2 separate regions of the Homo sapiens genome follow, and region 2 is linked to region 1. Evidence: chromatin loops called from intact Hi-C (ENCODE). Cell type or tissue: endothelial cell of umbilical vein. All regions are shown on one strand.

The links. Peaks named below come from ENCODE experiments on the same cell type or tissue, not always from the same donor. Only the 100,000 strongest peaks of a DNase experiment are listed, where the experiment ranks them.
Region 2: it touches region 1 in a loop (2.8-fold over the local background); 4 of 110 quality-filtered maps call a loop at or near these places.

The regions. Positions count from the first base shown.
Region 1 is chr9:382,007-390,006 of GRCh38, reverse strand. DOCK8 (dedicator of cytokinesis 8) reads right to left here. Exons shown (of 48, transcript NM_203447.4): 22 at 7,322-7,494; 23 at 3,581-3,676. Among named protein-coding and RNA genes, the nearest start is that of DOCK8-AS2, 84 kb to the left of the region's middle. In endothelial cell of umbilical vein, a CTCF peak has its summit at 4,022; a DNase peak (open chromatin) is centred at 3,996.
Region 2 is chr9:588,045-596,044 of GRCh38, reverse strand. All of the region lies in intron 1 of KANK1 (KN motif and ankyrin repeat domains 1), which reads right to left. Among named protein-coding and RNA genes, the nearest start is that of KANK1, 87 kb to the right of the region's middle. In endothelial cell of umbilical vein, no CTCF peak of the experiment used is centred here; DNase peaks (open chromatin) are centred at 4,604 and 6,134; H3K27me3 peaks cover 182 bases.

The DNA.
Region 1 (8,000 bases):
ACTCTGTCGCCCAGGCTGGAATGCGGTGGCGTAATCTCGCTCACTGCAACTTCCCTGGCTCAAGCAATCCTCCCACCTACTTTAGTCCCAAGTAGCTGGGACTAAAGGCGTGCACCACCAAGCCCAGCTAGTTTTTTCTTTTTTCTTTTTTTTTGGTAGAGATGGGGTTTCGCCATGCTGCCCACTTAGTCTCAAACTCCTGAGCTCAAGCAATCCACCCGCCTTGGCCTCCCAAAGTGCTGGGATTACGGGTGTGAGCCACTACGCCCGGCCTCTGTGTATCAGAATCTCCTGCAGGGCCTGATGAAACACAGACTGGGGGGCCCCACCCCCAGATATTCTGATTCAATAGCCTGGGAATTTGCATTTCTAACAAGTTCCTGGGTGCTGCTGCTGCTGCTGCTGCTGCTGCTGGTCCAGGGTTACACTTTAGGGACCACTGTCTAGATGGTGTCTAAACTCTCTAGGAGACTGGACAATTTTTGTTTTTATAATGCCCATATGGCATTGTGGGAAGCAGGATCGGTGGGGTTTATGAGAGGATCTTGGGCTCTGAAAGGCATAGTAGTATCAGCCTTAACTTACAACATCTAAATGTCTATGTCCCAGGGCCAGATGCTTGGAAAGTCCCCCAGCTCCACTTTGCGTCTTCACTTCCCTTCAAGTCACCTACTGCTCAGTAGCAAATAGTGCACAGGGTGACTTATACCTTTTCCATTCTACAGCATATCTGGCTATGTGTTCATATTCCTGACAATCATTTTGATGAGGAAGAAGTTCAAGACTAAAGGTAGGGCAATCAATCCATTACAGTGTGCCTGATAATGTCCTGGTCCTAAAATAGAAAACCTTACATCTTGGGGACTCCCTCAGTCCTGGGCAAATGAGAACAGTTGGTCACCCTAATTAATGCCAAAAATGATGTCTGGGAATTTTCTGTGGTTTTCTTTCATCTTATGCCCACAAAACCTGGAATAAACGTAGATAAACTCATTTTTTTTTTCTGGTAAGAAAGTAGGTAAGAAAGCTAAAGCTATTTGAACACCCTAATATCATATCCTTATTTGCAAATTAAGTTTTAAAGTCAACACCTAAAGCAAAAACTGATTACAGCAAACATTGCTCTTGACAGTCGTTTAAATTATCCACAGAGGGCTAGGTGTGTTGACTCATGCCTGTAATCCTAGCACTTTGGGAGGCCGAGGAGGCAGATTACTTGAGGTCAGGAGTTTGAGACGAGCCTGGTCAACATGGTGAAACCCCATCTATACTAAAAATACAAAAATTAGCCAGATGTGGTGGTTCACGGTTGTAATCCCAGCTACTCTGGAGGCTGAGGCAGGAGAATCACTTAAACCTGGGAGGCAGAGGTTGCAGTGAGCCAAGATTGCACCACGGCACTCCAGCCTGGGTGACAGAGTAAGTGAGACTCTGTTTCAAAAAAAAAAAAAAATTACCCACAGAGTCCAGTACGCATGCAACCCAATGTACTAATTCTTGCGTACATTAAAATTTGAGAGCTACTTAGCTAAACTAAAAGATGACAAAAGGAAAATCTCTGTATACATGCTTGGGTATTTTAACCAATTAGATCCCAGGCGGGTTAGTGGTGAGGAATGGAGAATGCTTAGGTGTTTCAGCTTATCGACTGGTTTCACTTCGTTTTGTGAGGTTAGTCAAACCTTAATAATTTTAATATGCGTTAACACATTTGTTTGCTGTTGTGAGTCTGAAGTGAAGCTGTCTCACTTGAGAGAGGCGTGGGGTTGAGTTTTAGTCTAGCAGGTGGTCTAACTGTGCACATATTATAACTGGACTACACCTTGATCTTCTCATTGTAGGAAAGACATGCTCCCCCAGCTTCAAAGGTCGCCTCTAGAAAATAGGTCAGTTTGTCTGCCAGGGTCTTATGGCAAGAAGAGATTAGACAAGGATAAGCTGCTTCTTAAAGTAATTCATGCTGCTTTCTGGGCAGCATTATTACAAGAACACCTTGCTCTGGAGGTTATATAAAATAGCCAAGCAGCAAAACTCTGTCTGCTAAGGTATTAAGGAAACATATTGGCCAAACTTCCCTTTGAAATAAAATGTCTCTATTCTGGTCATTTCAAGTCAAAACATGGCAACTGCGAAACCAAACAGGACATGGGTTAAAGAAGTCAGGCTGTAGGCAAATAATGGTTTTTAAGAAAGGAAAATGGTATAATACCTATAACCAGTCACTGCATAGGGCCTGTGATAGCCTAATATTAAATTTTAGAGCAAGTGGACTAATTTGTTTTTAGCCTAACCATATCTTTTTTCACTTTTCCTTTTATAGTTAAATCCTGGTACCTCTCACTAGACATATGGTGCCTGGAATACTGCAAAGTGCACAGCACCAGGCCCCGGCCCTCCCACACTTGGTCTTTCCCTCATCCAGTCCAAAGGGAGACTTGGGGAGGCTCATTCCCTCCTTGCCTGTTTAATAAACATTTCCCTGTGATGTCAGCTCTTGCAAATGGCTTCCTGTGTTATCCTTTGCAATAAGCATATTTACCCTTTTTTTCTTTTTTTTTTTTTTTGAAATGGAGTCTCATTCTGTCGCCCAGGCTGGAGTGCAGTGGCACGATCTCAGCTCACTGCAGCCTCTGCCTCCCGTGTTCAAGTGATTCTCCTGCCTCAGCCTCCTGAGTAGCTGAGATTACAGGTGCCTGCCATCATGCCCGGCTAGTTTTTGTATCTTTAGTAGGAGGGGGTTTCACCATGTTGGCCAGGCTTATCTTGAACTCCTGACCTCAGGTGATCCACCCACCTCGGCCTCCGAAAGTGCTGGGAATACAGGTATGAACCACTGTGCCCTGCCATATTTACATTTTAATACAGGTCTTCAAAGACATTAAAAACTTAAGTAGCTACTATAATGGTGAGATTCTTGAGTGCCTAGAAGAGAGGAAATTAGGGCAGACAGTTTTTTTTCCCTCCATCCCTCAGACCACATAGGCTGGGACTATGATTGGGGAATTTTGTTGCTTTAAAAATCCTGGTAAGCAGTTTAACAGCTTTTAAAGTTTCTGAACTCATAGGTAAGGCTGATTGTGAAGAATTATGAGGAAGCATTTCATATTAGTTTATATGGTATTGAAACAAATGATACCTAATTATTGCCATTCACTTTTGTCAAGGATGACTTGTGCCCAGCTTTCCCTCTACTAAAAGGAGGCCAATGCAGTGGTTCTCAAAATGTGGTCCCTGGACCAGCATCAGCTGGGAACTTGTTAGAAATGCAAATTCTTGAGCCTCCAGCTCAGATCTATTGAATCAGAAACTCAGGAGGTAGGGTCCAGCGATGAGTTTTAACAAGGCTTCCAGGTAATTCTGATGCATGAGAAAGTGGGAGAAACACTGAGTTAATGGGCAATTAGGTGGTCAAATGTGGCGTAAAGGACAGGGCTGCAAAAGTGTGTGTGGGGTGTGTGTGTGTTAGCACATCAGGGACAGGCAGGGGAGCACTTTGACTATTCCCAAGCACAGTGTGAGGGCATGAGGAAATCCTTCTGTTCTTATCCTGGGATGAACCTCACATTGCTCTCTTCAGTACCTTTTTGCTGGCTGGCCTTGGGGCTGCAGGTGAACTTGGAGCATCACTACTGCCAGAGCAATAGTAAGACATTCGGCTGCAGTTGCGATCGGCGATCTAAAATACACAAACCATGGCTTAACAGTCAACCAACCATGGAAAGGTAAGCCAGACATCTGGAAATCACAACCTCAGAATTCATTTTTTTATACATATTTTTTTTCCTGGTTACAAAGGTAAAACAATTGCCATAAGTAAATATAAAACAAAGCAAAGACAGTGAAGTTATACCTAATTTTACTTGCTCTTGAGACAACACCCGTTAATAGTTTGTGTGTAGCAACCTACAGTTAAAAACTATTTAAGAATCTGGGCTGCTGAGTAGTCCCTTCTAGGAGTCTGTGACTTCAGGGGACGCCAGGAAAAAATGTGTGGGAACAGTGTCTCTCTGTGGTTTAGTACGGTACTGCACCACGCTGTCTCCTAAACACCAATACATTGTCAAAAACTACCTCTGAAGGGAAGTGGAGTGCTCATGCTCTATCAGACATTTTCTCCCCATGCAACAAAATAATTCGAAAATTGCTAACCCTGTCCACATAAAAATTTAATATTTTCATTTTATTAAAGAAAAATAGAAAGATCAAGGCTGTCAGTAATAGCTGCAGACCACTTCTTTCCTGGGTGATCAGAAAGTGGTATTACTGAAAGGGGCTTTCAATATGAGGCTGAGTTGTGTTGTGCTGGCAAATGTTTAACAACCAGTTGTCAGGGGGGTAGGGGTAATTTGTAGCATTTGCCAATTTTTGTGCCACAAATACTTTCATCATAACTGATTTCAATCTACCAACACGATGTCATAGAAATGCAGTGTGGTAGCAAACCATTATATAATATTTCCATCACACAGACACAGTAAACGTAAAGAAGGAAGAACTTAGATATTGTAGCATATAGTGAAATTATTAGGAAGGGACTAGGTTTACCTTTTTAAAGTGAACTTTTAATTTTGAAGTATAAGTTGTATAGTTATTATTAGATTTACAGAGAAGTTACAAAGGTAGTATTTCTTATATGACTTTCATTGCATTTCTCTTAATATCTTTTATAGTAAGGTACATTTGTCAAAACTAAGAAACTAACATTGATATGTTACTATTAACTAAACACGAACGACTCGGATTTCACCAGTTTTTGCACTCATGTCCTATTTCTGTTCCAGGATACAATCTAGCATACCACATTGCATTCAGATTACCTTTGTTTTTAATATAACTTATTTAATTTTAAGTTTATACGATTTAATTTTAACAATGTCTGTTTCAAAACTGGCTCAAAAAATTCTGGAAAACTAAGCAATCAGCTTTTGGGAACAGGTATGAGCTCACTCCAGCACATCCCTGAACTGATTTTTGTAAGTCAAAAAGGATAGAATACGAATAATTCCTGATGGCTCAAACTACAGATCATCAGCATCTCAGGGGGTGAATCCAGTGGTTTTTTCATTTATTTTTTATTTATTTTTATTTTTTTAGACGTAGTCTCGCTCTGCTGCCCAGGCTGGAGTGCGGTGGCACGATCTTGGCTTACTGCAAGCTCCGCCTCCCGGGTTCACGCCATTCTCCTGCCTCAGCCTCCTGAGTAGCTGGGATTACAGGCGCCCGCCACCACGCCCGGCTAATTTTTTGTATTTTTAGTAGAGACGGGGTTTCACCGTGTTAGCCAGGATGGTCTCGATCTCCTGACCTCGTGATCTGCCCGCCTCAGCCTCCGAAAGTGCTGGGATTACTGGCATGAGCCACGGTGCCCGGCCAAATCCAGTGTTTTTAAAAGACCCAGGGTAGATGGTTCTTAAGTTCATTCAGGGACCAGGACCTCTGCAGAGATGAGGACATGAGGCCCAGCACAGTTACATGACTTTCCCATGGCCACACAGCGGGGCAGTATTGGCGCCCAGCCCCAAACCCTGGCCTGCAGATTTCCTTCCTCACACCACACAGTGTCAAGTGGCTGGAATTTGTAAGGGTGAAACTGTGTCTGTGTCTAAACCTAGAGATTTTGATTTCTCTTTATCAGGGGAAATGATATTACTCTAATAGCTCGGCCACCCTGAGGCCACAGATCATTGGAGAAAAAATTCAGGCTAAGAATTCATCGTGGTAGCTTTGTGAGTAGATTAAAGACTGTTGGATCGTATACTCCATCTTTTAAAAAAGGGTGAATTTTATGGTATGTGAATAATATCATAATCTTTAAAAAATTCCTAATGAGAGACAATCTACAAAATACTTGACCATTACTCCTCAAAACTGTCAAGGTCATGAAGAACAAAGAAAGTCTAAGAAATTGTTTCCAGCAAGAGGAGCCTATGGAGGCAAGACTGCAAAATGTAATATGGCATTCAGAATGGGATCCTGGGACAGAAAAAGGACATTAGAGAAAAACTGAGAAGGTGTGAATAAAGATGAACTTAATGAATAATATTCCATGAATATTGGTTCACTAATTGTGCCAAAAGTACCATTTGAATGTAAAATGTTAATAAAGGAGAGACTGGGTATAGAGTATATAATTCCGTAACTCTAAAACTGTTCTGAAAGTAAAGCTTTACCATGAAAAAAATAAAGAATTCATAGAGGGAAAAACAACATAGGGCAAGCCATCAACCCTCTCAGGATGTCAGTTTTTATATGCTTGTAAAATTTGGCATTGCTCCTTGGGATTTTTTTTTTTTTTTTTTTTTTTTTGAGACGGAGTCTCACTCTTGTAGCTCAAGCTGGAGTGCAGTGGTGCAATCTCGGCTCACTGCAACCTCCACCTCCCGTGTTCACGTGATTCTCCTGCCTCAGCCTCCTGAGTAGCTAGAATTACAGGGACCCGCCACCATGCCCAACTAATGTTTTGTATCTTTTTTTGAGACAGAGTTTTGCTCTTGTTGCCCAGGCTAGAGTGAAATGGCACAATCTTGGCTCACTGCAACCTCTGCCTCCTGGGTTGAAGCGATTCTCCTGCCTCAGCTTCCTGAATAGCTGGGATTACAGGCATGTGCCACCACGCCTGGCTAATTTTGTATTTTTAGTAGAGACGGGGTTTCACCATGTCAGCCAGGCTGGTCTCGAACTCCTGACCTTGTGATCCACCCACCTCGGCCTCCCAAAGTGCTGAGATTACAGGTGTGAGCCACCGTGCTTGGCCAATGTTTTTATTTTTAGTAGAGACAGGGTTTCACCATGTTGGCCAGGCTGGTCTTGAACTCTTGGCCTCAAGTAATCCGCCCGCCTCGGCCTCCCAAAGTGCTAGGATTACAGGCATGAGCCACCATGCCCGGCTGTTCCTTTGGACTTTTTTGTGAGATAATCAATCTGTGGATGTTAATGAACGTAAGAGGTAGGTATTAAAGAAACAAAACTAAATTAAAGGCAACCTTTCCAGGTATCAAAAGTTAAAGCTATTTTTTTTCCTTGAAAATAAAATGCATGGTTTAGCCACATGACTCCATGTGGCTAAACCCCTGATGCTTTAAAACTTTGCTACCCAAGCTAAGTAGTTCTCAGCAAATCCTCAGATGCTGGTCTTGCTGCTGCATCTGTCAGAATGGTCTTAATCTGTTCTAAAGAACGTTAATCACTCCAAAGCTGAGCATTAAAGCATCCGACCAGCATGGTGGGCAGCAGTAGTGGTTGCTTCTGTGTTACTTCTCCAAGTTTTAGTTAAAAAATAAAAAAGCCTGTGTCCCCTTCCACGGTTTGACATCTTTCCTACCTTTGAAGACATGATGTTCTTCACTTCCTCGTCTGCTGCGGAGTGTGTCCCCGCGAGGTCTGGGTTACTGCTGCTCATCACCCGGGCCTGCAGCAGCTTTGAACTCACAGCAGCAGCTGATGTGCGGCCATACGTGTGGTAGCTCCGAGGGTCTAGGAGGGCAGTGGGAGCGCCTGCACCCCACCAGGCAGAGACATGTCAACAGACAGGGGAACAGAGTTACTTACTGAGTTTAAGAAGGAATTGAAGAGGGATAGGGTGGATGAAAAGCCACCGGATTAGGCCTTGGAATTAGAGACTTCTTAACAAATCCTGGTTGGGGTAGGAGGCAATCTTTTGGAGAGAAGTAGATGGGGCATAAGGCACCAGGGAGTGGTGGAGATCATGGTAAACAGCCAACACATGCCTCTTACAAAGGCAGGGGGTACTACTGGCTCCAGTCTATTACTGCCATCGGGAAATGGACCCCAGGGTTGCTAGAGCTTCTGATTTCTCATGAGAAGCTAAAAATGTGGATATTTTTAATTTGTCAATATTTAAATGACAACTTTACAATTCATGCAGTGAGGTTTTCTCAGATTCAAAAATCCATAGAGTCATCTGAACCTTGTGAGGATTACGGTATATGATGTATACAGCACTGTTTTTCATCTTTAAATGTTGACATGTTTTCACAAGC
Region 2 (8,000 bases), 210 kb before region 1:
GAAACATAAACGAACTTGTTATTTAGACTTGTGTCTCATCCCCAAGGAATTTCATTATGTATATGCAAATATTCCCAAATTCAAAAAAGTCCAAAGTCCGAAATACTTCTAGTCCCAAGCGTTTGGGATAGGGGATGCTCAAACTGTAAAAGCTATTTGTTATCATTTGTCAAACTGTGGAAATTAATAATTCTTCTATCTATCATCATAAATCTTCTCATGAGGCTGGGCACAGTGGCTCATGCCTATAATCCCAGCACTTTGGGAGGTCCATGCAGGAGGATCACCTGAGTCCAGGAGTTTGAGACCAACCTGGGCAACAAAGCAAGACTTCACCTCTACAAAAAATAAATTAGCCAGATGTGGTGGTGCATTCCTGCAGTCCCAGCTACTCAGGAGACTGAGGTGGGAGGACTGCTTGAGCCCAGGAATTTGAGGCTTCAGTAAGCAATGATCACGCCACTGCTCTCTAGCCTGGGCAACAGAGTGAGACACTGTCTCAAACAAAAGAAAAAAGAAAAAAGAAAAAAATTCTTATGTATAACTGTCCAAAAGCACACCCTATATCGCAGCAGGCTCATTTTGCAGGCTTTTCCTCGGGTTCTTGTTCTGATTGCAACGCTCAAGTTTGGAGCTGAAGTGCTCCTGCAATGGCATTAGGTCTCCCCTTCAGAGTGCTTTCACAGCAAGAGAAATTCACACCAGAAAGAGCACTTTTCAGCCACTTTCTGGGCCATGTGAATAACTTTCAGTTAACCCTTCTCTCAACAGGTACCAATCACCACATTTTAAAAGTAGAGACAGGGTCTCACCATGTTGCCCCAACTGGTCTTGAACTCCTGGGCTCAAGCAATCTGCTGGCCTTAGCTTCCTGAGTAGCTGGGACTACAGTCATGTGCCACCATGCCGGGCCATCGTTGCATTTTAATTTATATTATTTGTTTTGGCTATTTCAATGTGATTATTAGGACAAAACAAGAAATTTAAATTAAAAGGCAACTTTTCTAAAAATTCTTTTTTTTCTTTTCGAATCTGCGTTCTGAATAAAAATTCTTAAAATCAAACTGTTTCTATAATAAGAAAAGATGACAAAGTATCTACATATCTTTGTTTAATTCCTCTGATTGTAATAAATAAGCCATTATCAATACACAGTGGCTGAATCAAAAGGATTTGTTTTATACATTAAAGGTTGAAAGAGGAGAGACAGGGAATCTGAACTCTCCAGATTTTTATATTTGGTTTTAAAAGCCTTCTCCTCATTTAAAGTGTCATTATTAAAAATTATTAATTTTTTTAAATTCTAGAAACAACTGAAATCACGTTCAATATTTTTGAACCTTCAGACACATCTATAATTGTGGATCAGAGTTTAGGAAATCAAAAAAACACTCAGGGATTCTCCATTTCATTGTATCTTAAGACATTTTACAAAATATAAACAATCTCACACTTATTAACTATTTAAGACTTTAGAGTATTTCTGGCTCACTTTAGTCTCTGGCAGGGCTGGTTCCCATTTTGAAATGAGAACTCTATGTTAAGGTGGAGGATTTAGAGACTTACAAAGTCAAAAAGAAATCATAACTCCTACATTTTTAATCATCCATCCTTCTGGTATATGATTTGTCCCTAATTCTCACCAGAAAATGAAGAAAGTTTTGAAGAACGAGTTATTCTCAATGTAAATCTCCAGCCAGCCTCTGTCAATCATGTTGGCCTTTTCCCCCTAGTTAGCCTTTCTCCACCTCCTGCCTGAAAACTACACTACTATTTAATTGCTTTGTGACTTCACATTTTATTAAAGGCAGAAAAACATAAAGAGCTAAAACAAGGAGATAAGCCTATTGCCATAAATTGTCCCCTTAAGCAATGAAACCTGCCTCTCTAGTATAATAAGGTGGGTACTGTGAAAACCCCCAACAAGTGCACTTCTGCATAAGTCCACAGCCCCCATCACTTACAGCAGACCTTACAGTTCTCTCGAGCGCAGCACCATAGATCAGACCCCAGGGCAGTCAGCTGCATGCTTTCTAAAACCAGTGTGAAGGGCACAGCCCAGGGAGTCACTTTGCTCTCCACCCTCACCTACTCCAAATTTATCTTGTGTTCCCATGGCTGGGGGAGGGAAGCAGAAATAAGAGACAAGGTTACAAAAAATTTTATAAACTGATAGCACCCCACCTGCCATCCCATTCCCTAGAAGTCCAGTTACTTGTCATAACCCAGTGAACACATTTTAGCTAAGTGTTCATTTTCATAAATTTGGAAGAATTCACTTCTGTCCCTTTGGAGTCTCCATTTCTTCCTCTGTCGTGGGATGGAAATCATCATGATCAGATGATACCATGTTTCTGAAGGTGCTCAAGCCCTGGTCCTCTGTAAGATTACATCCAACGATTTACACAAACAAATCAGGTCTTCGTGTTTAAAGCCCTGTGAAAACATCAATGGGTAACTTCTCTAAGTTACTCTGGTTTTTTTGCCACCAGCCAAAAAACAAAGGCTTCAGGTGTTTTTAAATCCCACTGAGGTGTATAACAAAGTTTATGACATTAGTCAAAAAAAAAAATGCAAGTATATGGGGGGGGGGAATGTATAAAGATCTAATATATCCACTAAGCATAAAAAATGTCTGAAAGTATATACAATAAACTCAGCAGTGGTTATATTAGGAATAGGATCAAAAAGTGGGATACAAGAATCCTTTTTTTGTCTGTATGTTTTATTGTTTGAATATGTGAGAATGGGCACATCTGACTTTTGTCATTAATTTTAATTTTCAGAGTTAAAATAAGGAAAAGAATAATAATCCATATTTTCCAAACCAAAAACTGGAACACATGGTCTGCCAAAGGATTTTTATTCCACATCTAGAGATAAGAGGCAGTTAGGAAAGGTAGTCACTGGAATGTTCAAATTTCCAGGTTCCAACAGTTTAAAAAAACTGGCGGCCAGAATTATCTAAAACAAGATTGTCTACTAGCATTAGATATTGAACAAATAGTACAACTCCCTAAGTCAGTCACATGATGTCTTCTTTCTTCTTAGAAGGTAGGCTATGGTGGGTGACGCCAAGATCATCTTTCTTGGTATTGAACCAGCATGCTCATGAGCAATTTGGCTCAAGTCAATGAGCAGTTTCTGCATTTACGTTTTGCACAAAGGACTACCCAAGGAGAGAAAAGCAAACAGAAGAAAGAAAAAACAATATAATAGTGCTTAAGGACTATACTTTGAGTAAGGACTCTCTAATAAACAAGAACTACAAAAATTGCAGGTGGCTATTCATTTGGGAAAGAAATTAATTTTAATTCCTATCTCAAGTCACATTTCAAACTAAGTTTCATACAGATAAAATATTTTAAAATGTGAGATGAAACCATAAAACTACAATAAGGTAAATATAGTTAAATGCCTGTGCAATCTTGTGGTTAGAGATGTAATATTGATTCATTTCTTCTATAAATACTTGCCAGGTCTGACCGGCAGATTCTGGCTGAGCGATGGATGAAAAAACGTACTTAGACACAGGTATCCAGTGAAAGAGCGGACTAGGGGATCGGGGTGCTCACAGAAAGAAAGAGTCATAGCAGCTGTGGCCCTGACAAGCCAGTGCTGCGGGCATTTATTCAGTATGGATGTAATGACAAAGTCTTTGAGTCAACACACTTGTGGGTAATTAACATGGTTCCCCCTCCCCCGGCTTCCCGCTGCTCCCTGGGAAAGAGCAGTCCTGCGCACAGATGATTAAAGGCCAGGTTCTGAGGCCTAAGTAAACTAACTTATCTAGATCAATTCCTTTACATCCCCTTATTATCTAACCTTTGCTCTCAGGCTCCAGGTAAGAGAATTTGGCTGCCTTCAGCCAAACCCTTTTTTGAAGCTTTTGCAAAACCTCTTCCAAGAAGGTTTGCATCTTTTCCTACAATTTCTTCCACCACCCTGACCGATCTCCTACAAATACCACATGTTAAGCACTAGAGACCTCGCTGTGGTCAACACAGACAAGGTCCCTGCCCCTATGGTGTTACAGGCTGGAGGGGGAAACAGGAAAAGAGTAAGTTAATAAGAAATGATAATTGTGGCTGGGCACAGTGGCTCACTCCTGTAATCCCAGCATTTTCAGAGGCTGAGGTGGGTGGATCACCTGAGGTCAGGAGTTTGAGATCAGCCTGGCTAACACGGTGAAACCCCGACTCTACTAAAAATACAAAAATTAGCTGGGCGTCGTAGTGGGCACCTGTAATCCCAGCTACTTGCTAGGCTGAGGCAGGAGAATCACTTGAACCCAGGAGGCAGAGGTTGCAGAGTGAGCCAAGATCGCACCACAGAACTCCAGCCTAGGCGAGACTGCATCTCAAAAATAAATAAATAATTGCATATTGACAAGTGCTCAAAAGAGTGTGTGTGTGTGCGCGTGTGCACACATTTCCCAAGCAAAGAAACTGCACCTGCAGAATTTCAGGGACAGGAAGGAGGTTGGCATATTCCCTGGACTGAGAAGAGACCAGTGGGGCTGGAACATAGTGTTCAAGGGTGAGTGACAAGAGGTGGGGCTTTACAGCAGGAAAAGCAAGATCGTGCCAGGCCCTGCAGGCCATGATAACAAGAATGCCATGACGAGCTCAGGCAGGGGTATGCCAAGATGTGATCACACTTGAAAGAGATTACTCTGCTATGTAAAGAACTGACAATGGGCAACAAATACCAAGGCATTCTTACTTCCTAGTTAGCCTATATGGAAACCATAAAGAAAAAGATTTGACAACCTAAAATTAAATATTTATATACATTTAAAAGCAGTATAAAAATTCAAAGAAATTATCAAAACAACTAACATACTTTTATAATAAAAGACATTTAAAAATTTTAAATCTTTAAAATCTCGTTGCTGCAAGTCAGTAACAAAAATAGCAAATACCCCTCTGGAGAAATGGGCAAAGGATATGAACAGAAAACTCACAAAGGAATATAAATGGCATATGAAAAGATGTTCATCTGTCTATAAAACTGGTAAGGTTTTTTTGTTTGTTTGTTTTAAACTCCACTATCCAATGTTAAGGGTGTGGGAAAAGAGACCTCTCGCATACTGGTGATGGAACTGTAAATCGGTTCAGTCTTCCAGGCAATGTGTATTATATATTAAACCTCTTTCCTAATTTTATAAGAAAATAATTCAGAGCAGCCTCACAAATACAGTTAGAAGAATGTACATTAATGCATATGTCCAAAGTGAGATTTGTTAAAATACATTCCTGAAACAGAGTCTTCATCAACCTTTAATAATTACACAGCAGTGACTACTGATAAGCAGAGAGGTTTATAATTTTCAACTGAGAAAAGCAGGGTGCATTTCTGTATTTAAGAATCTTATTTAGGCATACACACCTAAAAAAAAAAATCTCCGGAAGAATATAAACAGTGGTTATTTAATGGTGGTAAAGTTACATATTTTTAACAGGTCTTTTATTTATCGATACATCTTTCATTTTTCTACAGTCACTACATACTGCATGAAGTCTCTAATAATAATGCATGAAGTCTCTAAGCAAAAATATACATATATATATCTAAAGCACCATAAAATATAACTTGAGACACACTAAACTGTCTGGTAAAGGAGGAAATGGAGAGGAGGCAGCGTAGACTGGAGTTGGATGAGAAAATGGTAATGTTAGAAAGGGACTTTGGGGAGCACCTGCCTAGTCCAACTCCTCATTTCACAGATTAGGAAAGCATCTATCATCTCCTCACTTCACCTCCCTGACTATAATAACAAAGGCTATTAGAACACAAAACAAAACTATTGCTACTCGGTCTTCACTAATTAAAAAACCATGTACCCCCTAAAAAGCAACCATAAATATCATCATGTGGCACTTAACTCCTGAGGAAAAGGTACCTAGACAGGAGCACAGCCCAACAGCTGCTTTGGTATTTGGAAACAAGAGGGTTATTGCAGAGTGCCGTTTTTTTCCTCACTCCTCAAGCAATTAAGAAATGTTTCCATCCTAATACTGCTCCTGTGCCTGTCTAGCACTGAGCTCACAAAGAAACATCCTCAGATAGTTACATCATCTGGCAAGGAAATCCTCAGCATGCCTAAGGGGTTCACAGAATCTGTCGACTTGGAGCCCAGACGTTTTTATCTGGGTCCTTCCTGCATCCTGCAGAGGTCTCTGGCAGGCATTTCTAATTCCTTGGCCCATTTCCCACACAGATACTCTAAATGGTTTCCCTTTCTCAAATCTAAAACCCCAAACCTACCACTTTTACTCTCCAGAAATAAATACTTCCTTCTTTCTTCATTCAGGCCACAATCCTTCAGCCCTCTTAATGTTCCTTTCTATTTCAAATCACCTGTGTCTACTTGCTCCATCTCCTCCCTCCTTCCTGGCTCAGGGGACGCATTCCTTCAGTCTCAAAGATGAAGCCCTCCACCCTGATCTATTCAGCCAGCCCTGTAGTCACGGAAGTCCTGGCCCCCTGTTTTTCCCTTTCTTTATGACTCCTTCCCCACCTCTCTCCCCGCTGGGTACCTCCCTCTCTTTTAGTATATCTAAGTTTCCTTACCCCAACTCTGCTCCCTCCTCCCAGTGGCATCCTCTTTTGCTCCTTCTTTTCCAGCAAATCTCCAGACCTGGGCATCTACACCTGCACCTCCTTAGCTTATCATGATGTTATGAAGCATCAAGAGTAAGTATTTACAGTCAGAAGGCCCAGAGTACACATTCAGCTCTGCCACTGACCATTTCCACAACCATCAGTGAGCAAGCCACTTAATCCTCCAAGTCAATTTCCTCCTCTGTAAGATGAGATTAATAATACCCGCTCCATCTCCTTCACAGCTGTGTTGTGAGGATCGAATGAGATAATGTGTGTGGAAGTGCACTGGCAGCTTAATATAAAGCACTTTAACATTCTAGTTATTCCTGTTATTACTCTATCCCTGACCTCTCAGCATCAACTGAGTCACGGAAGGTAATTTGTGATCTTCAGGTTGGTCACAGTGTTAACACTAACAATGCTTCAAGGTCAGCACTTTAGTTTCTACTGTGATTTACTGATTTGGTAATAATTACAATTCAAAAACAAGTATAACCTTGGGTTTTTTTAATCATATAAGCAGGGACTTCTGGAAGACAATACTAGTAGGCCAACAATTACTGAACACATACCAAAAGTCAGGCACTGTTCTAAAGTACTTTACCAGAGGGCTTTTATTACTATTTTCATTTTACTTACGGGGAAATTGAGGCACAGCACAGTCATGATTTGAACCCAGGCATCTAACTCTACAGTCCGTGCCCTATCCGATTCTGTTAGTGGCAAAGTGGGTGCTAGATAGAAATAAACCAGTAAGGAGATCATGACTACTACAGCATTAGAGGCAAGAGATAATATGGACTTAAAAAGGAATACCTAGAATGTTTTTTAAAAACAAACACTTTTTTTTTTCAAATTGCTAACTACCAATGTTGCTGAGAGCTGAAAGTTACCAGGTACTTCAATATACTGCTACTGAGATTATAAACTGGTGTGGCCTTTCGAGAAAACAGTACATCAACAGAGTAAATTAACAGAATACATCAACACCTGAGTGCTACATTCTATCATTGTTCAGCAATGCCACTTCTGGCAATTTATCCTAAGGAAATAATCATAGATGTGCATGACAGATGTTCACTGCAATGTTATTTCTAAAAGTAAATAACAAGAAACAATATAAATGTCTAATAAAAGGAGATGGGATAGAGAAACCATTACATTTCCATATAACTGAATACTATGCTGTCATTTAAAATGATGCTGTAGAAAAAAGAAATAAGCATTTTATTAAGGAAAAGAAGTATGTAAAAAAGCCCACTGATATGGGCTTTGGTATCTCACTGGTTTAAGTTCTGAACCAGTGTGGGTTTACCAGCTATGTGAACATGGGCAAGTCATTTCTTTCTTTCTTTCTTTTTTTTTTTCTTGAGACCAAGTCTAGCTCTGTC